Regions from separate parts of the Homo sapiens genome. Here all the other regions are linked to region 2. Evidence: chromatin loops called from intact Hi-C (ENCODE). Cell type or tissue: IMR-90. All regions are shown on one strand. Links, peaks and the distances in the headings refer to the core of each region. The heading gives the core; the rest is flanking DNA.

Region 1 (10,744 bases), core at 5,003-7,502, 730 kb after region 2:
TATTTTCAGAGACCCAGGCTCCTTCTACCTTCTTGCTTCCATTTTTAGCACGTGGCTTTTATCCTCATGTTTACATTCTAGCTGCTGTGCTTCCAGGAATTGTAGCAGCATTCCAGGTGAAAAGAAAATAAAAGGACCAAGAAGCAAAGAGGCAAAAGGGGCCTCTTTTTTCACTTGGGAATGATTTCTGGTCTTCAAGAATTTCTGCCTATGTCTCCTTGGCCAGAATCTGTCACATGGCCACCTGTCACTGAAAGAAAAGCAGAATTGACTTTTTTTTTTTTAATCTGAGACTTTGTCACCCAGAATGAAATTGGGATTCTTGTAGGAAAGAAACAGAGATGGATGCTGCATAACTAGCATCGTTTGCTACAATATTTCATGTGTGTGATTTGTTTACTGATTAATATTCCCTACAATTAGCTTCATGAGGAATAGGACCATGCCCGTCTTATCATTGTGTTCTCTGTGTCTTAATTTAAAAGGAAGAAGAAAGGAAAAAAAGAAGAAAGGAAGGAGGAGAGAGAAGGAAGAAGGGCGGAACGCATAGAGAAAAGGGGAAAGGAATGAAGAAAGGAAGAGGAGAACTAAAGAAAGAGCAAAATTAACTCAGAAGACGGAATTAATGGTTAAATCAGTGGTGGTCATACTATCGACCAAACCCTGCCTAGCCACCTGATTTTGTATGTAAAGTCTTATTGCAACACAGTGGTGCCTATTCATTTGCATATGGCCCATGGCTGCTTTTGCATGGAGTGGTTATCACAAAGACTGTACGACCCACAAAGCTTAAATAAAATATTTACTATCTGGCCTTTACAGAAAATGTTTGCAGATGCTTGGACTCAATGATTGATGGTTCCTTAGAAGATAGGTCTTACACAAATGTTATTTGAAAATGAATAAATAACATGGCAGCATGGATAAGGAAGCACCCTGTGACCTGATCGCCTTCCCTCGCTCACTTTTCCCGTCCCTCCTCCCTTTCTCTCCTTCACCCTGGACCTAGTGGGACCTCTGCACCCAGGCTAAGTGACTTAGAGGCAAGCAGAGGGGCTTGCAACACAGACACCAGACATTCTGGATTTTCTGATTTAAATTATCCATCCATTATGCCCTATGGAGTCTCCTACCTGTCCGGGCCTCTGGGGATTTTGCCATTTGGCACAGAAAATAAGATGGCTAAGTGTCTCAACACTTATGGTTCTCAGCCAATACTGAGTGACGAAACAAATGCTATGGAGAGAGGGCAGCAGGAGAATCTGCACAGTGAGCAGCCGGCTCGGCCTGTCTGCATTCGCTGCCTTGCTTAGCCACTCAGAGTGAATGGGAGGCTGCCTGGAGCTAGCACTGCTGCTGTGTCTTTTCCGGCCCCTCGAAGGGCAGCCTTCTCTAGGCAGGCTAGAGCTCTCAGCAACTTATAGGCCCCCAGGGAGGTTCTGTATGGCTTGGGGGTAGGAGTGTCGCTAAGGTCCAGGCTTCCTTCTTCCCACCAAACTGAGGGACACGGGGTGCATTGGGCACCGGGGCATTTTAATGACCTCTCCCCTCCTGCAGAGCTTTACAGGGCCGCGGCCCCGCCTTCATGAGAACACTCCCACACACTGGGTCCCAGCCTCGGCCCCTTGCCTTCCTTTGCGTGTCCTCCAAAAGAAGACCAGATATTTATTTCCCCTTCTCAATTCCTTTACATTCAGATCATTTTCAATTTGGAAACAGATGGCAACGAGAAATGTGGGCATGGCCCCCAAGCAAACCTAAAAGCCTGATTTGCCCGTCCCGTTCCGTGTGACCAGACCCCCAGCTTCCCTCCCTAGAGGGCAAAGGCCAGGCTGAACAAAATGCCAAACCAGCTTTTTACAAATAAACCTGTGACCAAACTGCAGCCATAAAACTTTGAAAACCACTCTGATTGAGACATTTGGACTAATTACCAGGGAGCAGCAGCTACGGGCCCTCTCCTAATGCTGTTTATTACATTCTCTCATTACAGAGACTCCCTGGGGTTGGTTTCTGAAATAAAGATTTAATTTGAGGGTAAATCAGAACAACAAAAAATGTAGCTCATTGTAAACAATAGTATCCCCAGCCCAGCTGACTCCATCAATATAAAAACAGAAGTCCTCCTCATCCTCTCCGTACTGTAAACATGTTAAATGCTATTTATTGTGACTACATGTGTGTGGCCCGGCATAAGTGACATGGGGAGCATTTTCGTGACTGAGAGACATAAACATCAAATACTGCCTCCATCATTCTTCCAGTTTTAAAGTTATAAAATCTAAATATTAATTTTAATAGAAAGGTTAGGAAATTGGAAACTGCAGTACCCACCGAAGTCATCAGAACACAATGCAGCTTGCAGAGGAAGCAGCAGCATTCCAGGGAGATTAAGGAGGCAGGTGGGGTCCAGACGTGGTCCATGAAATATGACATGTGTCATAAACAGAGGCTTAGGTCCCATGGCTCCCTACCAACCCCAAGCCTTGCCCAGCCAATGTTTTGTAACTCAAGTCATGATATACGTGGATATAGAGAGAAAGGGAGAGAAGAAACAGTCAAACTGCCACCCCTAAGAGAGTCCATTTGACCATCTGTTATCTGGAGTCTGGAAAAGGTGCAGTTTGTTTGTCATTAACCACTATCTCCAAATGCCATGGCTAACCAGGGTAGGACTGTTGGAGGAATATTCATGTTTGGGCTGCTCATGCGCAGAGAGTTCTAGTTCTAGATGAAACCAGAAAGCGGACAACACAGCCCTCCAAGGTCTGATTCCTATGGGCCTCTTCATTTGGGAATTAGGATGCCTTTCCTCACTGTGCTCTCACATCGAGCTGCAAAGGGCTGCGAATCTGGCAGAAGCCACTCATGTGAAAGTCATTGTCACTATGGAACAAATAGCCTGGCATAAGGTTGGAGGCAGATAACTCCTGTTCTAGCCCCCACCATATAGCTAACTCTAGACTTGACCTTCAGCAAGCTGCTCACACTTTGCTCAACTTCCTTATCTACCTTCCTGATGCACGGGTCCAAGAATGAATGACCACTCAGTACGCTCAGTGCACATTAGGGCAGTGGTTCTCAATTGGGAGTAATATTTCCCACTCCAGAATATTTGGCAATGTCTGGAGACACTTTGGATTGTCACATCTTTGGGCAGTCTGCTGGCATCTAGAGGGTAGACGTCAGGGATGTTGCTAAACATCCTACAATGCACAGAACAGCCTCCCACAACGAAGTTATTAGTCATTAAGTTATTCAACAATTAACGACCTGCCATATGCAAGCAACTGCCTTTGATATTTTTATTCTAAATAAGCACTTATTTCAGTTATTATGGTGTTCCCTAAACACAGACATAAGTTCTGAAGTTCAAGAACTTGCTCCCCTATGTGAAATACAAGAGAGAAGATTCAGTGTTGCACCATCTTCTACTCTTGAGCTAAAGTTACCTAATTTAAACCTGGTTGAGATAGTTTAGATAATTTAGAACAGTATAAACCTTTTAAGACTTAATAATGTTTGTATTCAAGGAAAACATAAAGTAAACTGGTTTGAACAGTAGCCCACAAAAACAGAAGCAGGAATCTGTTTCTAGATTTTTCAGATCTTTAAAAGTCTCCTAAGAAATGGCCTGGACCCAGAGCCTGCCCAGAGTGGGGACATTCCTCCTGTTTGTTGAGTTGAGTTGGACACCATCATGCTACTCTGGCAAGACCATGCACCTTGCCTGCTATGACATGGTTGTTCATTTTCTGTATAGAACAAAACCAATGTGAGATAAATGCAGGAGCATGGGACCCAGCATCGGGTTGGTACTTGATAAATATTTCTGAGTAAATAAGTGGATGGGAAACTGGATGAAGTACAAATGAATCAAGACAGTTGTTTTCTCTCTGGGCCTCATTTTCTTCACTTATAAAGTAGAAAGATGCTAACACCTGTTCTGTAGATCCTAATGATGCTTGTGAGGAATAAATTATGTAATTCTTGGAATGTCATGTTGAAGAATGGGAATAAAATAGTCCTCGTAATAAAATAGACTCCATTTTCACTACACCCCATTGCTGGTCATCCCCTAACCAAACCTTCCTTCAGGAAGGCAGAAAGCAACAGCTCTGTCTATCTAAGGAGGATTCCAATTCCCAGTCACCACAAGGGCTTCCTACAACTGAGGAAAGAGAAAAGGAGAACAGAGTTACTGAGCTCCAAATAGATAGAAGTTCAACTCTCACCAAGTGCCTAATCTACAGAATGAAAGAAAGGCTGAGCTATCCCATGCTGCTTGTAGCCAAATGATTATCTTCCCAGTAAATGTCAAAAAGAAAAGGCAGTTTACTGGCCCTGTACTCAATTCCTCACCAATGTAGAATGACTTCATGCAAATTTCACATGGGCTCAGATGACCGGGACCTCACTAGCTCTCACCCTATCCCCCAACACCATAATTGCCACCCCCAGAATGTCCATAAAGATTTCCACAATAAATAGCTGTGTAGAATAACTTTTCTTCTGTGTTCATATAAAAATAAAAAATGCTAGATTAAACAAAGTTAGACAGATTTTTTTTAACTTACAGGACTTTTCAGAGCCTTTAATGCCCTTTGGACATATCCATTGGCTATAGTGTGTAGATTTCAAAATTTACTTGAAGACAGAATCTTATGTTCTCAGTTTACCTAGAGAAAATTATGTTTCAAAGAGCATAGCTTTGGAAACTCTGGGCAAAACTGTTTCTATTCTGACAAAGGGCCCTCCTACGTTTCTTCTAAAAGAACCAAACTGCACACTCCAAGTGAGGTCTCTTGTACATGTTCTTCTTTTAATCCTAGACTCAGTTTCTTAGGCCAGATGCCTCAGTTTGTGGATGTCCACTTTGAAAAATCAACTCCTCCTGACAATCAGTTGGCTACAAGCAGCATGGGATGGCTCAGCCTTCCTTTCATGTGTAGATGAGGTGCTTGGTAAGACATGAACTTGTGTTTATTTGAAGCTCAGTAATTCTGTCCACCCCCTTTCTTTGCTCCACATTGTCAGAAGCCCCTGCAGTGACCGGGGATAGGGATCCTCCTTAGGTAAGCAGAGTTGTTGCTCCTGACTTATTGAAGGGTGCAGGTTGGTTTGATTTGGAATTGACGAGCAACTGGGTGGTAGTAATCAACTGCTCTTATAAGTCAAGCTAGGTGGACACCATTTATGGGCTGCACATTGTATACCTCTACCAATCCTTCCTGAGGGAACTACAGTTTATATATATGACAAACTGGCAGTTGACCCCACAAGACAGCATCTGTGAGAGCACTCAACTTAGTATCACCACCTGGGAATGACAGAGCATCTCTGAACAGAGAAGAGAATTGAAACTATCAGGGAAGACTTCTGGAAGGTTAGTGGAAATGAACCCAGACCTTTACTACCTTGGGGAAGCAGAAAGTGTCTGGACTCAAAGTTTCAAGCAGATAAAGAAAAAAACCTATTTAGCAGTGCCTCAGATCAGGTTCCCTAAAAAGAAAGCATAAACTACAGATTCGAATGCATTAATTGCAATGTAGAATATCCTCCTTTTAAAGCAAGGGGTCTTTTGAACTCTCCGTGAGTCAATCAGTGGTCATGGGCCCTCCCTTCAAGTGAAGGGGTAACCTATGGGCAAGAAGTTCAGCAGCTAAGGCCAGATGCACTGGCCAGGTAAAGGGAATTTAGGTGGGAACCCACCAGCATATGAAAAGCAAAAATGAAAATGTATAAATGAGCATAAGATTTTCATGGAATGATAAGAAAGCAGTCCGAATATACGACAATATGTGAATTGCAGTGTCGAATCAGGCCCAAACAGGGTGAAGGGAAGGATGCATGGACACATTTCAGAAGCCTTTTGAGAAAGGCAACACATGCCTGAAGGTAGAGCCCCCCCATCCTGATATAATATATCTAGAATGTGAACTACTCAGTGATTTGATTGTTTTTTTTTTCCTATATCCGATGTTATTGCTGCCATCCATCTACATTTTACAGAGAACACGAGCTGAACCCTTCTCGTGTGTGGAGGCTTCAGATAAAAAGATACATGTGCAATTCGCTTTTCCATTTCTTGCATTTTATGTTGGCCTTTGGTATGATTTTCCTCTAAAACTCTTCTTTTGGATAAACTAAATGATGGTTCTCAGGGTTATAGGGAATAAGACAGATATGGGATATGTTCATGTCTAATATTTGCAGGCTGCAAGAGGAAATGAGTCATTTGAATAACATAAGCAACGATAACTCAGCTGAATATGACTAAGATGTTAAAAATAAGGTGTGTTTACAAGGGAATAAACTTCCTGATTGCACTGCTGCTCTCCAGAGAGATGGGAACGGAGCAGGCAAAGGTCCTGGGCATACCATAAATTGCACTCTATTTTTCACTGGTCAAGTGTGGTCATAGTGAATTGCTCCTGATGGCCTCTCGTGTCTCTCCCAGGTCTACCGGTAAAAATTTGAAGAACACATCACTTCGGGGAATGCTTTTGAGACTTTACATGATAGCCCCATCACTGGGGCTCTTTGCCTTTGTTTTTCTACGGATTCCTAAAGTAATCTTTAGGAGCTATCCTTTCTTGAGGAAAAGATCTCATTTATATTCATTATCATTTAATTCTCCTTTCTCTGCCCTTCCCCAGTTTCTTTATTGAATCTCAGGACCCTATAATTCTGTACTCATCAGATCTTGAAAATTGATTAATGCAAATCTGTAAAAGTATTTTGAGCTCAAGTGTTAATGTCTTAAAATGGCTAAACATTTCTGCTATTCAGAAGATAATGATAACTAATCGAGTGCCTTTTTCTTTTGAACTTCATGACTATTATACATTATATGGGCCAAGACATTGGAAGAAATATTTTTGGTTAATAAAAAAAAAGCCTGTCCATCTAGAACTTAACTTCTTTCATATGGTCTATTGTTTCTTGCCATGCATTCTCATGCCCTGCTACATACACCCTTATAACACAGAGGTTGGTAAGATAAAAACAACTTTTCTGAGACCAACTTGCGACCATAGCCCTCAATGTGACTTGTGCTCTGTAAATTAGATTTGGGAGATTTGGAAGGTAGAAAGTAGGCAGAATTTTTTTTTTTTTTTTTTTTTTTTCCAGCAAGACTGGCTGACAAACAACCTACAATGGCTATGTGTGTCTGTAGTTGCCTGATTGCAGATTCCAGTGTCTGGGGACCACATTTGTGGGTATGAGACAGCTGCAGGAACTGGCGGTAGACGCAGTCTCCTATCGGGTGATGTTGAAGCCAAAATATTAATGGCATTTGCTGTATGCACATTATAGTTCAACAAAAGTTTAAACTAGAAAAAAAAAACATATCAATCCCTCAACTTCTGAACCATCCATTTTTTTCAATAATTTTGAAAGTATTTAATTCCTTTTGTTAAAGGCCTTTTTGATTATAATTCCTAGAGTATTTTCTGTTTCCTATGCAGATTCCTGACTGTATAATAATTTTCTCCTTTACCTCTAAGGTCATACATAAAAGACACATTTTAATTTGGTTCAGCAAGTTTTCTGACAATGAAATGGACTATAATGATGGCTAGTGAGATTGGTATCAAGAAGATAGTGCAGAAGAAATTGCACAAATTGTATGAAGGGGATGTTATTAAAATAATTTGAACACCAGGCATTAGCTTAGGTTCGGTAATTCTTAAAGTTCTGTTCAACTGGAAATTTTCTGATTTTACTAATTCCCCTTGAAAGTACCCTCTGTGAGATGTTGCAAAAGTCAGACAATCTGCCCCTGGAAAGAACTCCCAGTCCTCACCAGACATCAGAAAACAAAAAGCACATGCATTCACTTTCCACCATTTTTCTGCTGGTCCTGAATTTGAGAAAAACACCAAAAACATAAGAGTATTGTAAATAAGGAAGAGGTGTTCTACCTTCAAACAGCAGAGGCACAGAAGGCAAGAATTTCCCCCACCACCAAGAAGTAGGTCCGCCAAGAATTAGGCAGAATCTAGAAGCACCTCCCAGAGCATAAAGGCATGTAACAGGATTAAAGGACCAAGGATAGGAAGATTTCTCATCCCATTTTTGCTCTCTTTCATTGGTTCAGAATTCCAAGGACTGCACCAATCAGAAAACTGTTCTCTTTACTTACATTAGTATTTCTAGTTGCAACAGCTGGAGTTGTGGAACTCCTTCATCAGCTCTTATGAATGACTCTCCTTTGATCTCTATTCATAGGTTACAACTTCTGGAGAATACCTGGATATAAAAGGAGATGGAAGACTGGAATTAATATATTGAACCCAGGCAGTAGCCACAATGAAGAGAAGATAGGACAATCTGTGATAGTAACAGTTCACAAATCCCATATACTCAAAACATCACAGTGCTTTGAGTAGCATCATAGTGCATCATAGGTAGTGAAGGCAGAAAAAAGTCCCAGGTAGACAAAGCCATGACATAGCACCAGCTTTAAACCCAGAAGAGAATTCAACAAACACCCATATGGAAAGAAACCTAGAGAAAATTCAGACACTTTGCTCTCATACTCTGGATTCAGATAGATTTCTTCTGAGTTAAAAACAGCTGTATCTTTTTTTTTCTTTTTTCTTTTTTCTTTTTTTTTTTTTTTTTTTGCATTCACTATATGTCAGGCACAGAGGTAAGAGCTTTCTATGTATCATCTCATTTAATACTAAAAGCATTCCCATTATATGTATAAATATTCCTGTTTTACAATGATAAAACTTAAACTAGAAGGGTATAGTTAGCTAGCTCAAAGACACATAAAAAATAATTGGGAGAGCTAGGATTTAAACACAGACTGCCAAATATTAGAGACTTGACTTTGAATAACTCTGCTCTGTTGTGATTGAACCCATGGGAAAATTAAAAGTCTGTGAAATAGGCCGGGTGCAGTGGCTCATGCCTGTAATCCTGGTTGGGAGGCCAAGGCGGGCAGATTGCCTGAGCTCAGGAGTTTGAGACCAGCCTGGGCAACATGGTGAAACCCCGTCTCTACTAAAATACAAAAAATTTAGCCGGGCATGGTGATGGGCACCTGTAGTCCCAGCTACTCGGGAGGCTGAGGCAGGAGAACTGCTTGAACATGGGAGACAGATGTTACAGTGAGCCGAGATCGCTCCACTGCACTCCAGCCTGGATGACAGAGCAAGACTCCATCTCAAGAAAAAAAAAAAAAAAAAAAAAAAAGAGAGAGAGAGAGAGAAAATAAAGCCTTGCTATTCTGAGACCTGAAAAGGAAAACAGAATTGTAAAGATTATCCATATTGCAGAGTGTATCCGCATTTCATTCTTTTTTGTGGCTGAATTATACGACAAGATTACATTTTGTTTAACCATTCATCATTTGGTGGCCATTTGGGTTCTTTCCATCTAAAATGAAAGTAATTCTTGAGAAAGCGTTACCACTTATCACTGAAACAACTCTACTTTAATTCAACAATTTCCTTTGGTAGACACTCTCTCTAAGACAAGGTTAACCATGTATGTAAATAAAGTATCTTAAAAGTATTCAAAAATAAGTGTGATTGTTTTAGAATGATAGGTGACATAACTTTTCTATTTTGATGTATTTTCAAAGTTTAGAAAAGAAGATGCTCTACATTAAAGTTTATGTTGAAAGTAAAAGACATATTTTCATATATACTGTCAGTTGTGCTATAATACTTGTTTTGAGAACACAAATTTTTTTTCTAGTGTGATTTATCTAATAGGTAATAATTTGAACATAATGCAGATTTTGTGTTTGTTAATGCATAATGCCTTCTGCAAGAAACACTAGTTGAACACAGAAAACTGTACCCAACTTATCTGAGCCACAGACAAATACCCAAAACACACACACACACATACCTCAAACATCTACCAGCTCCCTCAGCTCAGCTGTGTTATGAGCTACACCTATCACATCTGGTGTTTGAAGTTTCCATCAGGTAGCCCTCCTTCTATTACTTCCTAGAAACTTGCAAGCTACAATTCTTCCATATCCATTTCTATAAGTAAAATATAGTTCTTTTTCAAGGTAAAATGTCATGCTCATTGTAGTATGTATGTATTTCTTAACCCCTTAACACATGTAAAACTGTTCTGCTGTTTTTACTAGACTCCTATGGTGTTTATTATTTTTCAAATATGCCGCTGATATTTTAGAGTGTTGTAACTGTGCCCCTCTTTTCCCCATCAGACCTGCTGTTTTTGCTGTGTGATTTTGTAGAGTGCAGTGATCTTTAGGGGTTATCTGTTGAATCATAGCAGGCCTGACTGTACATAAATAATGCAATAGAGGACATAGGAAACCAGTATCCTGGGGAGGCAATTAGAGCTTAGCAATATGAGAGAAATGAGGTTTTCACTGTATTTTCTTTTGTAACGTGTTTTTTAAAAAAATGGATTTCAGAAAAAAAAAAAAAAAAAACACTAACCAAGCACTGTGACAAAAGAACCCAGATTTAACACTTTCTTTTTTATGGAAACCTAACTCTGATGAACACCTGAAATACAACAAGGTAGGGAATCGGAAGAGGTAGACCAGTTTAAATTGAAATGATCATTCATCCGGTTCTCAGTTAAGGGTCTGTCTTTCCAGTTAGATATGAAATAAAGAACTTAATCGAATTCTCAGCACATACAAAATGCTTAATCAAAGTTGGATGCATGAATGAAAAATGAAATATGTGGACAGATGGGCGGATGGATGATATTTAGGGAAGGAGGGCCTTTATAA
Region 2 (7,988 bases), core at 2,301-4,800:
GGCACCTATATATCACCCCATGGCATGTTTATTTTTAAAATTAAAGATGTAACTCCGGCTACCATTCCACTAATCAAAGAATATATGCCACCATGCTCCGAATGGCAACATTATGCCTCTAAATATTTCATCAAAAGTGCTCTCTATGTCTATAAAAACTGGCACAAGATTTACATTTCTGATTAAACATCAACTTCAAGAAGGATGTGCAGTTGAGAAGTGCTCCCATCTCCTAAGAAATAATTCTTGGTTTAGAGTTTGAAAATGCTTTGCAGCTCTCCTTGTCTGAATGCCTTTAAAAACAGTTTGCTCTTAACTGTTATCAATCGTTTAACAGATTGTCCTGAACATTTTATTATAAAAATCCCTTTATTTCATGTTTGTTTCCATTGGTTGCTCAGATGTCTTCTCACTAAGATCCATTTGTAAATTAAACAGAAAAATCTCTAACTCCAAGCTAACATCCTATTCAAAGACAGGATGGCTTCCCATTGTTTGCCCAGCATGGGGAACACCAACTTCTGTTGTACAAATGGTGTGTGGTCATCTACGAAGGCTGTGAAGAAAAAAAAAAAACTGTTTAATTCAAGGATTACCTCCCTGCATGCTTTTCTGCAGAACTGAATCAGATAATAGGTAGTTTCCATGACTTCCAAATTGAATCTCCCAGAAAACTTGCAGAAAACAAAGTAATTGCAGATATGAATAAATGTAAAATCAAAATGCTGCTTTTTTCAGTAAACTTAAAAGTCCGTTGGAAAGGGTCAGCTGTTTGCTTTTTTGTAGTAAACATTTTTAAAAACTTGACTAGTTTTGCATTCCAGAAAATAAAATTAATACCTAAATACTAACTTCTGGAAATTCCTTAACTCTATTTGCCTTGAGTGATGCCGAAGTTGATTAGAATCCCTGGTGAAGTATGCCAAACGTACGCACACTTTATTCACTGGGAGTGTTATTTGAGTAGCTAAGTTATACTTAACAAGCTAGCTTTCCTAATACCCATCTTTTAATCTCCACAAGGGCATAGTGCAAGATGCATTAACACCACCAAACAAATCTTAGTTGCAGCAGAAAATACCAATAATGATTTGGTTTTAATTTAATGTTTAAGCATTCTAATTGGCACTGGATTCCTATGCACATGGAAGGTGCTGTTTTAAGCCCTTTCTGCTTCTCCCCTGCCTTAAAATCATATAAACAAAATATTAGATGAAATTTGCTGAAGTTATATTGCTTAACTTGGGACAAAAATAATGTGACAAAAATTCTCTTTAAAGCTTCTTATTTTGACAATCAATTTTAAATGATGCATCCATTTCAGATGCTTATTTTAAACTAGGAAATGCAATTCCTAATATATTCAACAGAAATGTTATTTCTTTCTCTTTGCACATTTCCATATGTAATGGTTATGTTTCCATCTACTTTTACAGCCAATTATGAAGGAACAAAAGCTATTCTGTTTGTTCACACATTTTCAACAAAATGCATTAAAACTATTATGTCAGCATGTTCTATTAAGCTCTGCATTCAGTGGAAAATACTTTTCAACCAGCTCACATTTATCAAAACATAAAGCCACTTTAAAACACAGTTTTGCTTGGTCAGCTGGGCTTAGACAAATAATGACAGATTCAGAACTAAATAACTAGCAAGGGAAATCAGAAAACTGACTTCATCAATTGTACACATTACAATGTAGTTGCTTCAAATATTTAGCACATCTGTGCTCACGATTAAAAGAGATTTTAATTCTTTATAACTTGCAAACATCTGATATTCTCATAATATACAGAGAAAATAAAAGGAAGGTTACTTTACAGGATTTAGCTGATTATTACTTTCCTGCACTCAAATTCTGCATTTGTGCTGCCTCGAGACTCACTTGAGAATTTTCAAGTTTTTCAATCTAAACATTTTTATATTTAGGATTGTGCTAACTGGATGGAAAATATAGATGTTTAAAAATAAATGCAAATGCCTGCTTGCTTTTAAGAGACTGTGTTAAAAAGTTGTCCATATTTTAGCTTAGGTTTTCACAACATTTTTAATAAGCTGACATTTGATCTCACTGTAGAGTGAACTAATTTAATTTCCTGATGTTTATGAACACCCCCACATCCCCAAAATACTGGTATCTATTTTGATTTATTTCAAAAGCAGGTGTCGCTACACTGCAATAATTCTTAACTTGAAATCTATCTGCATTCGGAACAAAATTCCAAGGAAACAGTCTTTTACTTAAAAAAAAAAAAAGACAAAACATGAGGACTAGTTGGACTCTTTACCAAAGGGAATATTTTAATTTGTAGTAAGATACACACACACACATACACACACATTCTCTCTCTCACACACACATACACACACACACACACACACACACACGTACACACGAACATGTTATAATTAATTTTTCTGATTGTCTGCTATCTTGTATCTCTCTCAGTAATCTGTTACACAAGATTGCAACTGGTGACCCCATTATAGTAAATACAGTTGCCTTGTTCCTTGTACTATGGTGAAAATAACATTCCTGTTCCTTTTCTATGGATTTTGCATACAGATTATTTTGTAAGCAACCCTAGTCAGATAGCAAAATTTAAGAAGCAGTGGTTTTCTAAGTATGTGCACACAAACAGATATTTGGAATTTTCTGGGCCTTTTGTTGGGGGGGCGGGAAGAGTGATCTTATACCTCCACCAAATTTATACTAAAATCCCAGATGCTTTAGTTCCTGTTGTACTATTTAGGTACCTGATGCCTAATTCAAATTTGTCAGTTTTTCATCATCTGAACCAAACTGCAGAGTCGGAAGCAGAAAATTGAAGTGTTCTACCATATCTGTCTACTGAGAAAATAAAAATAAAACTATGTCCCACACAGAAAGGTTTAGCCAGCCAGGAAGGGAAAAAACAAAACAAAAAACAAATGCAACCACCTTACTCTACTAGGTTTAGTTTTCTTTTTTGGAGCTCTTCAGAAAGACACTTCACTGTACTTCCCATTATCTTAAGATTGCATTTACACTCCCTAATAGAATTTCTCATGATAGTGGTTTAGGAGTCCTTAATTTTAACAGCCTGTTCCTTTTTTTATCACAAACATATTTGATTGATTGGTCTTTTTTTTTTTTTTCTTTTTCTTTTTTTTTTTTTCTGCATCGACCTGGGAAAAGTCTGAATCCAAATGGAAAAGTCTGAATCCAACTTAGGATTCCAAAGAAATTTTAAACACTACGACATATGCTGTGCATATTTTCTGTGATGTCTAAAGTTTCCTCTATGTGATATGCCACCAAATGACAAATTTCCTGGTACCCTTCAAGTTCACTCACTGTTCTGACGGGGATTAGAGTATTCTCTTGTGGAAGAATACAAGTGAAATCTCTGAAAAAATAACAACATGGACGAGGCGTTGCTTTTAAAATAGTGATCCAAGCCCACCTAATGTACACAATAAATGAAAGGGGAAAATGTCTTTCCCATGGATGAATCAAACTGAACACTAGATGGGGTTCCAGTTGCAAGGGTTTGTTCAAAAACTTCTTTGTGGCTTTCCTATTGCAGTGACGCGTAAAAAAGAGACTCCTTAAGGCGAGATCTAAACTTTGACTACATAAACATTGGCAAAGGCACAAGAAACTAAATCCCTGTTGTTTGAGGGTAAAACTGAGCTATGGGAACTACCTGTCAATCTTCCCCTTTGGGGGTCTGGCATCTGAGGGTGACAGGGGAATAAGGTTAGGAAAAGACGCCAAGCTGATAAGGTGAAACTAAAATAAACTACTAACTTCCTGCTAAGTGACTAGCAGGATTCAATTTGGGGGTCACTGGGAAGATACTGAAGGACATATTATGATCTGGACCTTGTCACCTTTGCATGGGAGGAGGCTAGCAAAGGTTAAAACAGCTTGACACATCTAGGTTTTCTAAAGCCTGGCACATAAACTTTTTTCTTTTTTGGGGGGAGGGGTGTTAGTTCTTTGGTTAACTTTCCACCTCTTTTGCCAAACTACTTCAGTTTTAATAATCTAAGAATATTTTTGGAATATTCTGGTGCTATCTGCACCAAGAAGTGTCTCAGAAAAACCTAGTTGAGGTTGTAGAAGGAGTTTATTCTAGTTCCTACACAGAGCTTGGCTTTTGACAATTTCAAAAACTTAACCAGTCTGCCTATTTCTGCCCCAGTAAGATCTCCACCATAAAAATGTGGAGTTCTACCTTCTAAAAGGTTCTGTTGGTAAAGACAACTTGCTACCTCCAAAAGTATAAAGAAAACAAATAGAGCCCCCAAAGAAGAACCTATACGTTGGCACTTGTGCCAATGAACTCTAGGGGAAATGTGATGTAAAATAAACCACAAAACATTCAGTATCACATATTCACTTTCACACATACTACCCTCATGCCTAACTAGACTTTGCTCATTTATGTGTTTGTTTTTTAATATTTTACAAAGTATGTGTGGCCTGAAGCAAATCACAAAAAAAACAGTTTGCATTTTCTCATTCAGAATCTTCCATTATGACAAACTTAAAACAGCTCTGATTAAACATGAATTCTTTCCAACTGCCTTATCTTGCAGGTGTTGGTTTTTTTTAAAAAAAGCAATTAATTACAGTTCTCGCTAACCTTTTGGGCCCAGAGATCAATGTGTTGCTATGAAGCTGCTCAAAATGAGCAAATTACTTCGGTTAAATAATAGAATTTCATTATTAATATAAATAAGAGGAATTTTTATGATACTTCATATGATTGTTAGTGTTTTATCTGCAATTCATGGTGTTTCATTCTTCCAATATTATCTTTTCCTTGAAAAAACTGAGCACCAAAATACTTTTTAAATAAATGAATGGAGTCTAAATGGGCCATCCATGTAGAAGTTACAGGAATCTTAAAAACGCCACCAAAGGAAGAACTCCAACACACACACACACACACACACACACACATGCACACATGCACTTACGCACACAAAACACATAACTGAAATCCCAATTTGTAGTAAAGAGCCCACATATAAAATCATTAGATTGTAATATTCCCTTTCCTCAGAATTATTTAACTTGATAAACAGTCTTTCCAGTAGCAGTCATCTTTCTGCAAGTAATTCAAGACTTGTTGAATATCATTTAGGAGACAAGTCATATTTGCCATAATCTTGGTTTCATAAGAAGCAGAAAAATTACCAAGTTTAGAGTGTTTCTGGCATAGCAGCTGTACACTAAAGTAAAATAAAATACCAGCATCCTGAAATCGACCAAATACTCATTTTTGTTTTTGTTTTTGTATTTTGTTTGCATTTGCTTCAGATGAAGCTGTCTGTGTGGCTCCTTAGCATGGTCTGGATTTTCTTTGTAAGCACACACACACTCAAACACACACAGGCAGGACACACAACACCAAGCAGCCCTAGCTGCTTTCAGCTTTGGGAGCTGCTTCTTTAGGGCTCCTGTAACTTAGGTCTACAAACTTTTCTAGGTCTCACTCTGGGTAGAAGTCATACAATCTGAGGTGCTGATAAATGAGAAGTGCATGAACTAGATTTAATTTGGTATGTTTCATATTTCATTTGTCATATTTCAAAGACCATCTCAAGACATAAGAAAAAGTAATCAGAATGTTTGAAAAGGGGCTTGCCTTCTAAAAATATAACAATGTTTCTTTACGTAAAAAACAAAACAAAACAGAAAATCCAGCTACTCCTAGAAGTATGGGTTATATGTGGGGAGAAGAATGAGATTGCTGAACTCACTGCAGAAAAGGTGACTTTTAAAAGGTAACCTTGAGTTATGTCATGAACTTTCAATGCCATTTATTTCAGAACTACTCCCAAATAAAAGAACTGGAGTATGTTAGGCCCTCCTGTATGTCCAGCGTTGGGGGAGGATTACTTGTGTACTAATATTATTACAACACACTAAATCCTGAAACCCTATTACAAAATCTACCCTCTAGGCAACTTCTCCCAAACTTATTGTTCAACCATGTAAAAACAGTCATAACCTAAAACCATTACTACTGAAGAAAAAGAGGAGGGGGTGGGGAGAGGTGAGGAAAGAAGGCTGGGAGGGGGTGTTTCCTAGGGAGCCCCTAACAGTTTACTGCTTCTTTAGGACAATGTACCAGCTTTTGCGAAGAAAAAAGAAAGGAAGGAAGAGAAAGAAATCAAAAGAAGGAGAGAAAAGAGAAAGAAAGGAAACTTGATTGAGTTACTTAACTTACCTCAAAGCTCAAATAAACTAAATTGAAAAAAATAGTACTAATAAAGAATAATGGTAAGAGGTAGTGAACTCCTTTTATATTATTGCTTTATGAGAAGACTTAACTATTAAAAATTCCTGATACTGAAGGCAAAAGGCAAAGATCTTCCACGCATCATTTCTCCTCGAAGGCCGAGACTTTTTTTTTTTAAATGTAGAAAACCAGTACAAATTTACAAAACACACTATATAATGCTCTCTTATCTCTAGTTTGCTTTTTTGTGTACAAACTGTTAACCTGAACAGTTTTCCGGTGCAAAAGGTCTCACCAGAAACTTTAGGAAAGATGAGTGTGACTGCGGGAAGCAGAAGAAACTAAGCTGAGAAAACCCGGAAAAATACTCGGCGCAGCTGCTGCGGCCTTGGGTCATCTCACCTCCATCTACCCCGCGTGCTCGCTTTCGCTTGGGGTGGAAAGCGGGGTTCAGGGGCTCTTTTCAGCGGACTGAGAAATCGCAGAGGCCGTGGGTAAGGATTCAAGCTTGAGGAAACACTGGGGGCCGGGAGGAGGGCTATTGTAAAGCATTTCTTAATTAATTTCAAGTCCTCCATTTTTTTACAGGGACCCCAAGTCAGGATTCCCCTTTCCCGACATCAGGGGTAAAGGGAGCGGGGGTCCCTTCGCTTCACTGTGCCCCAGCTCTACCGAGAGGCAGGCCTCTGGGAAACGAGCCGGGGACCTGGGGGCCCGGGCGGCCGCAGCTTAGTGGGCTGAGGTGCCGATCAGGGTCACGCTTCGGAGCTCTGTCGGGGCCCAGCTCCCTCCTTCACACCCCAAAATGCCGCCTAGGGCGTGGGCATCCCGAGTGGCATCCGGAGCCGCTGAGACCCCGCCGAGATTGCTCCTTGTGCGTCCTCCCACAGCCGAGAGGCCAGCATCGTGCCGGGACGACCCGGGGACCCGAGTCCGGGCGCCGCTACACCGCCTCGGGCGCTAGGCCTGGGAGCTTTGAGGCCGGTACCGTGAAACACCTTTAGGAGCAAGGAGGGATTCCAGGTGTCCTCCCTTTGTACCCCAACTCCCTGCCCGGATCTCTTCCACTCTCTGCCATAGCCCCCACACACAAACTTTGTTCTGGACTTGTTCAGCCCCTTCGGGACCCACAGTTGTCGCCTCCATCGGAGAAAACAAGTGCCCCTGTTTCAGGGGGGATTCCACTCTGGCTGGCCACCCGCAAACCTGGAAAACTATTCTATGACTTCTTCCCTGACCCCCCTGGAAGTAGGGAGCACCACGATCCGCAGAGGGCGCATACCGACCAGAAAGATTTTGGGGGGCAGAGGGTGCAAGTGTTGTGGGAAGAGATGCGGAGATAAATTTTGCGAGCCAGACCCCGACACTTTCCCCGTCCGTTTGCACCGTCTCCGGAACAACTGGCGGCCAGCAGCACTCTCCACCCCGGCCGCAACCCCAGCGGGTCAGGCGCTGGCGCCCCGACACCAGTCCCCATCTTCTTGCAGCTCTGAACCTCCAAAGACACCCGGTTCTGCCTCGCAGGCCGAGGGGGAGTGTGCGTGGGGGCAGGGGGGCGCAGCGAACTCCCCCACGCTCGGAGTTCAGCCCAGCGCCCGAAGTAAACTTCCTTACCGCTGGCAGCAAGGCCGGGCGGCGGAGGCCGGGCCGGGTGCCCTGGGGCCGGCGCCGGGAGCGCTAGGGGCCCCGTGCGGTCAGGCCGGGGCGACCTCCACCCGCACCCACGCCTCATGGGGCTCCCGGGTC
Region 3 (10,744 bases), core at 4,269-6,768, 670 kb after region 2:
CACTCCCGTTGGCAGTGGGTAAGAAGTTCTGCTCCATATTCTTGTCAACACATAGTGTAACATATCATACCATTATCAGACATTTTCTGCAACCCGAAGGGTGAATGGTATCTCATTGGGGCTTCTCATCACTTTACATCCCCTGAGCCTGTCTTATTTTTTCCACAGCATTTGTCACTCACTAAAATTATATTAATTATATTTATATAAGTTGTTTGTTTCTCCCACCAGAACATAAGCTCCATGAAGAAAAAAGACTCTCTTCTCCCTTGCTGTTCTAAACATCAGTTACATAAGTTGTGCAATCATTCTTGCCATTATAAGCCCTGAAGAGAATCACTGTTTGACTCAAAAATGAGAAGAGTGGTAGAAAAAGGAAGAGTGTGATTTGATCATGGATAAACACTGAAAGGAAGCAGGAATGAAGACATGGAGTAAAACAAAACTAAAGTGTGTATGTGTTATGAAAAAAATATACTGTGAGGTTGGCATTAACTGAGAAATGAAGGCAAAAGAAAAGTAACATGAGAACATGAACATGATATCCCTGGTTGGAAGTGTTGGGGACTGGGGTAGGGAAATAAAAAGGAACTAGAATGAAAAGCAATGCACAAAGCAGTGCTTTGTCTCAGTCACCAGGTGGCAGGATGGGCCCAGGACAGCGTAGTTGCTAGTCTGCTTTTGGGAGGGTGGGGAGGTATGAAGAAAAGTGCGAGCCGTTTTCCAGTGATCCATGGGTGTAGAGTATGGCCAGAAATTAACACATTGGTGCCTTTGTAAATCAAGTGCTCATAACTTGGAGACTATGTCTTGTCTATAGCATCTCTGTTATGGTGACCTATACATCGAAATATTATTAGTTGGTAAAGCTTCAGATGTGGGTGGGTCAGAATTTTATTTGAATTCTTCTCTTAAGTTTAGTTCCTAAAACAACCAAAGTTCAATAATTTAATTGATACAAATACATATGTCTAATATAAAACATGTCATTTATTCTTTTCTAGCCATAAGATTTCATCTCCACAGATATTGAACAAAATCTTTTTCAAATCTGGTTTTAAAATAGAGTCAGTAGATTTAACATCTCAGTTACTTTTAGCTGAATTTGAATGAAGAGTAGATTCCTATTTGCTTAAGCTGTGATCAAATAAGTCAGCTACCCACAGGCTTCACAAGCAACATGTAGGTAATTAATTTTCCAAAAGTTGAGACCAGTGGCGTGACTTGGCTGACAGGGTGAATGAAGGACTCTCTGTGCCAAGTTTAGTACCTAATCAAACTTATGGGCTTTGAGTGGTGAACAGAACTTCAACCCATCAGCGTTCAAGTCTATTTACCTTTGATAAAACACCATTTCCTCTTTCTAATGAAGAAAAAACAAATGATGTTTCAAGATATTTTTGAAGAAAAAGAAAGAAATGAAATGGGCTTTAGATGTTAAATGCTTCTTCCTGAACAACTTAACACATAGATGCGTCAAACAAGTGAATAAGAGTTTTGGAAGAAATGGGGAGCAGCCATTGTGAGGGTTGAGACCTAAACAGTTTAGGAAATTGTCTTGGAGAATTCAGACTTTACAGCACAGAGGGGAAAAAAATAGTAATGCTGAGTTTGACTTTCACTGGATTGAGTTGGAGGCAGCTTAGAGAGTGCCAAAGGAATTTCCACTCACCTTATCTCAGAATCCAGACGTTTTGAATTGGCTGGGAGAAAGCAAACTTCTCCAGTCCACAGAAGATGCGATTCACCTCATCTCAAGCTCACAATCAATTGTTTGAGATCTGTCCACACAGGGATGAAATGGGCACTTGAAGCAGCTTCATGTTTTTTTTTGGGGGGGGGCAGGGTTTCACTCTGTCACCCAGGCTGGAGTGCAGTGGTGCGATATCGGCTCATTGCAACTTCTGCCTCCCGGGTTGAGGCGGTTCTCCTGTCTCAGTCTCCCAGGTAGCTGGGATTACAGGCATGTGCCACTACACCCTGCAAATTTTTGTATTTTATTAGAGATGGGATTTCACCATGTTGGCTAGGCTGGTCTTGAACTCCTGGCCTTAAGTGATCCACCTGCCTCGGCCTCCCAAAGTGCTGGGACTACAGGTGTGAGCCACTGCACCTGGCCCATGCTTTTAAATTCTGTATTCACTTCTTTCTCCGAACTGCTTAGGCTGGGAGGAAGTTTTGAAGGATCCTCAAAATCCTCCCCTTTCCCTTTCTCTAGTGTGGTTCTGTGAGAACCATGAATGATTTCAGATTCAATTTAAATCTTGTTCACCCTAATCACAGATCTGAACTGAGATTTACTGGCAGGAGCAAATCTTAAGACTATAAGGGCTTTTCTAATTTACACATAGTACCCCTCTGATCCCAAGGGGCTCAAAAATAGAGTCATTACCCAGAAATGCTATGCTTGGAGTGTTTTACTGCAGTTACAAAATGAAATATATACATAAAAATTAGAATTGTTAGATGCAATATATTAACTAGGCATTACGGCATCCTGGCCGTGGCCATGATATCACCCAAAGCTAAACAGAGGTCTCGCAGTTGCCTGCTTCTAACCTCAATTCATAACCAGGTCATATTTCAGAGGCTTTTACAGAAAGTGCTCATAAACCAAGATAAAGACCTATGATGTCCATGAAGCTTATCTGATCTGACTGTTTATATTTCATCTTACTCTATAGGGCTTATCTTTCTTCTCAAAACATAAAATTCTTTTTGAAAAAGAAGAGAAGATATTACTCAAAATAGAAAATCTTTTAAAATTGTATCCTGGGATAATACTAAAATCTGAGAGTTTGAGGAGCTGAAGAGAGAGATATCACTTCTCAGAGAAAATTAACATTACTGAAGAATAATATGCAATATAATGATAATATGTGGTATGATATTATTATGTGCATTATGAAAATTGCTGGCTATTCATATGTCTCTGCAAAATAAAATAACATAAATATCTGAATTATTTGTTTTTGACCACAAAATAAATTAACACATGTGATATTCATAAAGTTAACATTATGCTTTATATATATAATATATATTATATGGTATGTGTTAAATATGTGATAACATATTCTTTATCTAGTCTATCATTGGCGGGCGTTTAGGTTGGTTCCATGTCTTTGCTATTGTTAATAGTGCTGCAATAAACAAACGCATGCATGTGTCTTTATGATAGAAGGTTTTATATTCCTTTGGGTATATACCCAGTAATGGGATTGCTAGGTCAAATGGTAGTTCTATTTTTAGGTTTTTGAGGAATCACAACACTGTTTTCCACAATGGTTGAACTAATTTACACTCCAATCAATACTGTATAAGCATTCCTTTTTCTCAGCATCCTCACCAGCACCTGTTATTTTTTGACATTTTTAATAATAGGCATTCTGACTGGTGTGAGCTGGTGTCTTATTGTGGTTTTGGTTTGCATTTCTCTAATGCAAACTTGATTTTAAATGATGCTTAGGGTAAGGTGCCTATATTCTTTATCCTTTAGAAGCTTTTGCAGGGTATTTCCAGGAAGATGTCATAATCTCTGAGATAGATAAGAATTAAATCGTTACTTTGAGATCACATACTGCCTGTCATTTAAGAGGCACTTTCCACACATTATCCCATTCAGTCCTCCTGAGATAGGTATTATTGCATCTATTTTACAGAAGAGGAAACTAAAAGTATTAGAAGGGAAAGAATAACTTTTCAAACACACAATACATATGTAGCCTGACCTGGTTCAATCTCAGATCTGTGTGTGAACTTAATTTCTACACTATGCAGACCCTCATCCTAAGGCTCATTTTAAAAAGAGATAAGATCCCATTGAGCTCTGAAATCTTGCTGAGGACAATCAGCAGGAAAAGATGGTCCTTGAGGACTTTTTGTGTGGTGTGTAGGACATTGTTTATAACAACAGTGAAGATTAGTCATGTAGGGACAGAGGCCTTGGCTGGCCCTGGAAGCTGACAGACTTAGGGCAGAGTGAATCAGTAAGGAGGAGCATGGTAGCTACAAGAGTACTTATCACAGCCTCTTCTCTCCTTGGAAGAGAATTAGGAAACATCTTGCTCAACATTCAAGCAGACTGCCTTTTAAAAAACTTTTATTTTAGGTTCAGGGCCACAAATGGACAGATTATTTCACTACCCAGGTAATAAGCATAGTACCTAATGGGTGGTTTTTTGATCCTTGCCATCCTCCTTCCCTCCATCCTCAAGTAGTCCCCAGCGTCTGTTGTTCCCTTCTTTGTGTCCATATGGACTCACTGTTTTGCTTCCAATTATAAATGAGAACATACAGTACTTGGTTTTCTTTTCCTGTGTTTGTTCACTTAGGAGAATGACCTCCAGCTCCATCCATGTTCCTGCAAAGGACATGATCTCATTCTTTTTTAATGGCTGCATAGTATTCCATGGTGTATATGTACCACATTTTCTTTATCCAGCCTACCATTGATGGGTATTTAGGTGGATTCCATGTCTTTGTTATTGTGAAAAGTGCGGCAATGAACATACACATATATGTATCTTTATGGTAGCATGATTTATATTTTATTGTGTATATACCCAGTAGTGGGACTGCTGGGCTGAATGGTAATTCTGTTTTGAGTTCTTTCGTTTCTTCAATGTCTTTTATTAACTTTGTCTAATGAGATTACGCCAATATAGATAAAGACAGATGTGTTATTATCTTGCCCTATACAATAGGAAATAATAAGTCTGCTTTTTAACTCTATATAATACTTGATTTTTTCAATAGGAAAACAGCAAATGATTAGCGCCATGTTTGGAAGTCAGTGCACATAAATGCTGTTTCTCGTAAGTGAGGTTGAAGGATGCGCAGTAACATGAGAGACTCTGTCAGGAAGAATATTTTGGGGAAAATAAAATATTTCTTATTATCCATCTGTACCAAACCCAGCTATTAGGATTGTATTAGTTTGTATCATGCTCTGCCTTCATGAATTCTTGGCTGAACCAGATCCCTCTAGCTTGTGATTTTTCCTTTTTCTGCCAGCATCCTATGGTCTTTGAAAATACCCAAGAAGCGGGAGAAGGGAAAGCCCTAATTCCCAGTGCCTAGCATGGTGTTGATGGGGAGTAGGCACCTGCTGATTGATTGACCAATAAATTATAAAAGGAGAAAGATGGAGTGTTTAAGCACACATTAGACCCAGTTAGGCTGGGTCTGTCTCCTGACTCCAGGTGCATGTAAGATGTATGGCCTTGTTTAGGTCACTGCACCTGAATGAACCTCATCTGTAAAATGAAGATGATACCAATCTTTCCCCGAAGACTTGATGAGAGGATTCAGTGATGCATGTAATGTACCGGTAAACAGAAGCTCCTGCTTCCGTAGACTTTTCACTGGTTGTTGCTCCATGGCAACCTACCAGAAGGGGGCACTGTGGAACCAGACAGTCTCTCTAGGAAACATTGAACTCTGGTTATTGCAAATACTTGACCTACTACTGCATTTTCTCCTTTCTCTTCTCCTCCTTCTTCTATAAGACACGATAAAGAAAACTTTCAAAGCATTTGGGGATGAAAAATTCAAAACAACCCTACCCTTGTCAGTACTGGTCAGTTGGTTAGTGTCCTGGCAGACCAGTGCAGTGGCTGGAAGCCATCAGCCAGGCCAGGGATATTTAAAGCTTTGCCTTCCATTCAACTGTGCCCTGATTTCTCCTTTTATAGGTCTGTCTTTCTCTGGCTCTGGGAGCAAGGACTGACTAATCCATATGTGTATCTCTAACATCTAGCTGGATCCTTAGGACCTAGTGGTTGCTCAATAAATATTTGTTGAATAAATGAATGAGAGAAATGAGTTAAGCTAACCACCAATTTGTCCATTAATTCACTTTACTCCTTTCAATTCTGCTGTTTCCCATAATCAGCAGAAACTTCTTAAGGAAATAGGGATGTTCTCACTAAAAACAAAAAACAAATACAACCTGTTTCCCTCTGAGGTAGGCACAAAAAGGTTCCAGCTCCTAGGTTAGATTATTATGAAACCTAGCCTGGTGCGGTGGCTCATGCCTGTAATCTCAGCAATTTGGGATGCTGAGGCAGGAGGATCACTTGAGGTCAGGAGTTCGAGACCAGCCTGGCCAATATGGTGAAACCCTGCCTCTACTAAAAATACAAAAAACAAACAAACAAACAAACAGCGATTGTGGCATTGTGCGCCTATAATCCTAGCTACTATGGAGGCTGAGGTAGAATTGCTTAAACCTGGGAGGCAGAGGTTGCAGTGAGCCGAGATCGTGCCATTGCACTCCAGCCTGGGTGACAGAGCAAGACTCTGTCTCAAAAAAAAAAAAAAAAAAATATATATATATATATATATATATATATATACATATATATATATATATATATATATATACATATATATATATATATAAAATGATGAAACTTTCCTTGGGAAATGGAGAAAGAAAATTAAAGTGGCAAGTAAGAAGAAAGGAATATGCCTGGCCTGCTGGGCAAGGTTAAGAAATTGGGCAGAGCTGACTAAGAAGCCTCACTTGGACAAAGAAAAGGCCTCCTAGCTTGTAAGGGTGATGCTGTCACAGCTTGGAACTCCTGATCTTGTGCATCCTGATGCAGCAGAAATTTCAGCTAATTTGTCCTATTCAAATGCCTAAATCTCCATCATCCTAAAATTCCGCTATGCATCACTATGGTTTCAGGGGTGATGTTCTGCATGGCTTGGTCCTTAAGGGCAGGGTGGAGAAAAATGCAACTGTAACTCTCCAGTTTTCCTGAAATTGCACTGTGATCTTCTTCAGTCTACTTTGCTTGGTGCATAATAAAAGACAATGCCCTTTGGAAGTGGATTTAAAGAAGAAGGCCAGGGCTTCTTGAGGCCATGGGTCTCTAACTCCTCTCTAACTTCCGAATGGTCTTTACTTCTGTGTGTCCTTCCAGCCTGGACCACCATGGCATGGGTTTCCATTAATATGTTATTTCCCTTTCCTGTTATCACAATATAAAAGACCTTTGTATTGACCTTTCTATCAAAACATCCTTTGTTTAGAATGAAAAGCTATTCACTGTTAAAGCCTTATCTATAGGGTTTAACCAGAGGATCAAATCCAAAGAGCAGAATTCGTTTACTTTGTATTAAATGAGCTCAGTTAAGAAGTCTCAATTTTGGCAGAAAGGTGCATTAATCACAAGGAAAAGAACAGATCTCGCTTTTCACAGCTTCTGGTTTACTTTCAATACAGTTACACAGTGAGGCTTTTGTTCGTGAAAAGTAGCACTGTATTTAAATACAGTAAATATAACAAAATTGCCTTCTTAAAATTACACAAGAGTTCCTCCAGCTCAGGATGCCCATAATGACCTCAGTGTTGCAGGACTAACTTTACGGCTTCAAAAAGGCTCTAAATTAGTTTGGACAGATGGGTTTTATCCTGAGGAAATCAATGAGTTTTTGTGAGTCTGACTTAATTTTTATGCAGCTAGCACTTTGAGATGAAATTAAAATATGTATGAAAAACATATTAAAGTTTCCCTTGGGTCCATCGTTGTTTGTACATTTACAAGGTGTTAAAGAGATGATTTAAAAACTAACTCTATAAGGGATCAATGCAAGCAGACCATGATTTATGGTCTTTCATGACATTTTTGACACTTTGAGCCTAATGTCTTGTGTGTGTTGAACCACTAATTATCTTTTAATTCATAAGGGCTTCATGGTATTTTATAAGTGTAATATAATATATAGGGTTGGATCACATAGAAGAGCTCAGAGAACAACATGCTTTACACGTTTGGTTGAGTGGGTAACATGTGTAAGCAAATTTGGGTCGAACCTGGCTGAAAAGGCTTCTTCAAGATGCTGTAAAACTGAACCATTGCTTTTACCTGCCCAATTCTAGAAAAGTCAAACATTTTACTTTTCTAAGGCATATGCAGGGTTAAGACCTTAGTAGATTAGAAATTATATTTCTAATACAAACCAAGAAGTTAAACAGTGCCTGGATTATAGTAGATACCCAGTAAATATTGATTGACTGAATCAGTAATTGAATGCAAACTGAACCAGAAATGAATTCAATTCCAGTTTTCCTCTGTCCTTTCAAATCAGATTTTTCAACAGATTGTTCATTTAGTGATACAATGAATATTTACCAAGCATCCCCTCTGCGCCAGGCAGTGTTCTTGGCTCTAGAGGGAACACAATACATGGTCCAGATGCCATCAGGGAGCTCACAGCCTATCCATTCCTCAATAACACTGCCCTGTAAAGGGCAGTCAACGAAGGTGAAGTCAAGTTTTAGCTGAAACTTGAAGCCAGAGAGACAGCTTGGGGAGTACTGTCTTTATTCCCATTTTACTGAGGCACAATGACGTAAGATTGCTTATTTAAATTAGGCAACTAGATGGTAAAAATACAGTGTTAGCTCTGAACTTTAGAGAGCTGGGTAGTGAATTAAAAATTTTGGGGAAAAAAAATCCTAACTGGGAAGACCATGAGCACCAAATGCTTAGGGATTAACCTGCCTTGTGTACAAAGATGAGTCTCTAAAATTATCACCCGGCCATTGGTCCATACCTCTGAAATGATTAGGAAATTCATGTGTACTTTGGAAATGTAAAACAGTAGTCTGCCAAGGAATTTTTGAATTAGGTTTCCCAGCTGAGGCAGAAGCCATTTAAGGCATAGACACCATGAAGAGGAGAGAAGCCCCTCCTAGATGCATTTTATGGTCATCATCCACCCTTCCCACCTTATTGGCCTTGTTGCATGTCAGGGGAAAAGATTAAGAGGCATCTGAACTACTTTTACTGAAACTTTTCTGAATGTGGACTGTGCAGATGTGAGTGGATTGGAGAAGGGGAAGGAGGGGAGGCGATCATTTGGTTATTATCACCATCAACAGTTACTGAGCAGTTACTATGAGATTGATATGTTTCACGGATTATCCTAATTAACAGCAAAACAATCCTCAGAGGTAAGGACTAATATCATATCCATGTATCAGATGATGAAACTTAGTCCCTGAGTTATGTGGCTGCTGTGGGTTACAAAGCTGGCAAGAGGTTGGGGCAGGCAGGCATACACCCAAATACTTTCCACCACACTGGGCAGCTTTTGAGACCCTTTTGGAGCTCAGCCTGTGGAGGCTGGGTTGGGCATTGGGCACATGTCTCAGAGACCCAGGGTCTCATTGGGAAAGTAAATACAGCATGTGCCTAAGTAGGCACATCATAGGATGGATTGTGCCAGGTAACATGAAGCAGGGCAGGTAAGGTGCTACTCAAGTCACAAAGAGCAGTGTGTCCAAACTGGGGGAAGTGAAAGATTCTTAGAGCAGATGGATAGATAGTGCCTTGTAGCTGGGGAAACCACCACAGCTCAGCAGCACCAGCAGCAACCCAGGCTTCTTTGACCTCCCTCATCCACTTTCCTTGACATGTAGCTCTTATGCTCATGGTGGTGGAATGGCTGTGGCACCTCTGGGCATCAGTTACATTTCAGACACAACAAAGGATGAAGCAAGAACTGAGAAGAGGCAGCAGCTGTCTCAGGAAAGCCAGATCTCCACTGATGCATATCTCACTGGCCAAAAGTGTGTCAAATGGCCATGCTCAAAAGCACAGAGGGAAGAAATTCCCAAACTGAAAGTCGGTGGATTAATTTAAATACCCACCAGCTATGTAGGAGCGTTTTAGTTGCTTCACATTTTTAGCTGGATATACTGAACACAACTGAAGTTCTGTTGATAAGAAAGAAGAGAGAAAGGATATTGGATAGGCAGTGAGCAATCTGCCACAGGCCACAAAGGTGAAAGAGAATTAGGACAAGCAGACAGAGAAGGAAGTGTATTTTAGGCAGAAAGAGCTACACATGGAAGAAAAGCAGATGTGTGTGGACAAGATCTAGAAATCTAGAGTGTCTGGAACAACTGGGTGGCAATTAAGACTGGGAAGGCCTACTGGAGTAAAATTACAGACAGCCTGGCCTAAATACCTTCTTGAAAGTTTGATTTTAATTCTGTAGGCAGTGAGAGAACATTGACAATGGTTTGTTTTTGTTTTTGTTTTTACAACTTTATGGAGTTAAAGTTGATATACAACACACTCTATAAGATGTACAACTTTCTGAGTGTTGACATATGTATACCTTCAAGAAACGATTGCCATAATCAGGATAGTAAGCATTTCTATTACCCCTCAACTTTCTAATCTATCCCTCCCTCCACTCCTGCTTCCAGGCAATCACTGATCTTCTTTCTGCTACAACAGATTAGTTTGCATTTTCTAGAATTTCTGAGATTTATACATAGTATTTCATTAATCAATAGTTTGGTTATTTTAATTGTTGAACGGTATTGTTTGCCTATTCACCTGTTCATAGGTTGATTTCAGTTTCTATTACTAATAAATTGCTGTGAACATTCATGTGTTCTAAGATTTCTTCCTAGAAACTTGAGGTTTTACATGTATGGTACACTTTGAATTAGTTTTTATGTGTGGTGTGAAGTAAGGTTTGAGGTTTTTTACTTTTTTTCCCCAATAGGTATCTAACTGATCCAACATAACTTGTTGAAAAGACTTTCATTTGAAACCTTTGATGAAAATCAATTGTTCATTTATGTGTGTGTCTCCTTCTGAAATCTTTATTCTGTTCCATTGATTTCTATATCTATATATTTGGTAATATAAAACGATCTTGATTATGATAGTTTTATAGTAAGTCTTTAAATCAGATGGTATAAGTTTTGGGT

Evidence for each region. A loop is a pair of places that touch in the nucleus more often than their neighbours do. Peaks named below come from ENCODE experiments on the same cell type or tissue, not always from the same donor. Only the 100,000 strongest peaks of a DNase experiment are listed, where the experiment ranks them.
Region 1: it touches region 2 in a loop (4-fold over the local background); 1 of 110 quality-filtered maps calls a loop at or near these places.
Region 3: it touches region 2 in a loop (7-fold over the local background); 1 of 110 quality-filtered maps calls a loop at or near these places.

The regions. Positions count from the first base shown.
Region 1 is chr16:51,874,684-51,885,427 of GRCh38, forward strand. No RefSeq gene overlaps it. Among named protein-coding and RNA genes, the nearest start is that of LINC01571, 120 kb to the left of the region's middle. In IMR-90, for the core only: no CTCF peak of the experiment used is centred there; DNase peaks (open chromatin) are centred at 6,278 and 7,228; H3K27ac peaks cover 2,236 bases.
Region 2 is chr16:51,142,853-51,150,840 of GRCh38, forward strand. The region is part of intron 1 of SALL1 (spalt like transcription factor 1); the gene reads right to left. Among named protein-coding and RNA genes, the nearest start is that of SALL1, 4.4 kb to the right of the region's middle. RefSeq lists an enhancer at 7,615-7,988. In IMR-90, for the core only: a CTCF peak has its summit at 3,513; a DNase peak (open chromatin) is centred at 3,569; H3K4me3 peaks cover 286 bases.
Region 3 is chr16:51,813,150-51,823,893 of GRCh38, forward strand. No RefSeq gene overlaps it. Among named protein-coding and RNA genes, the nearest start is that of LINC01571, 56 kb to the left of the region's middle. In IMR-90, for the core only: a CTCF peak has its summit at 5,397 (motif pointing right); a DNase peak (open chromatin) is centred at 5,412; H3K27ac peaks cover 249 bases.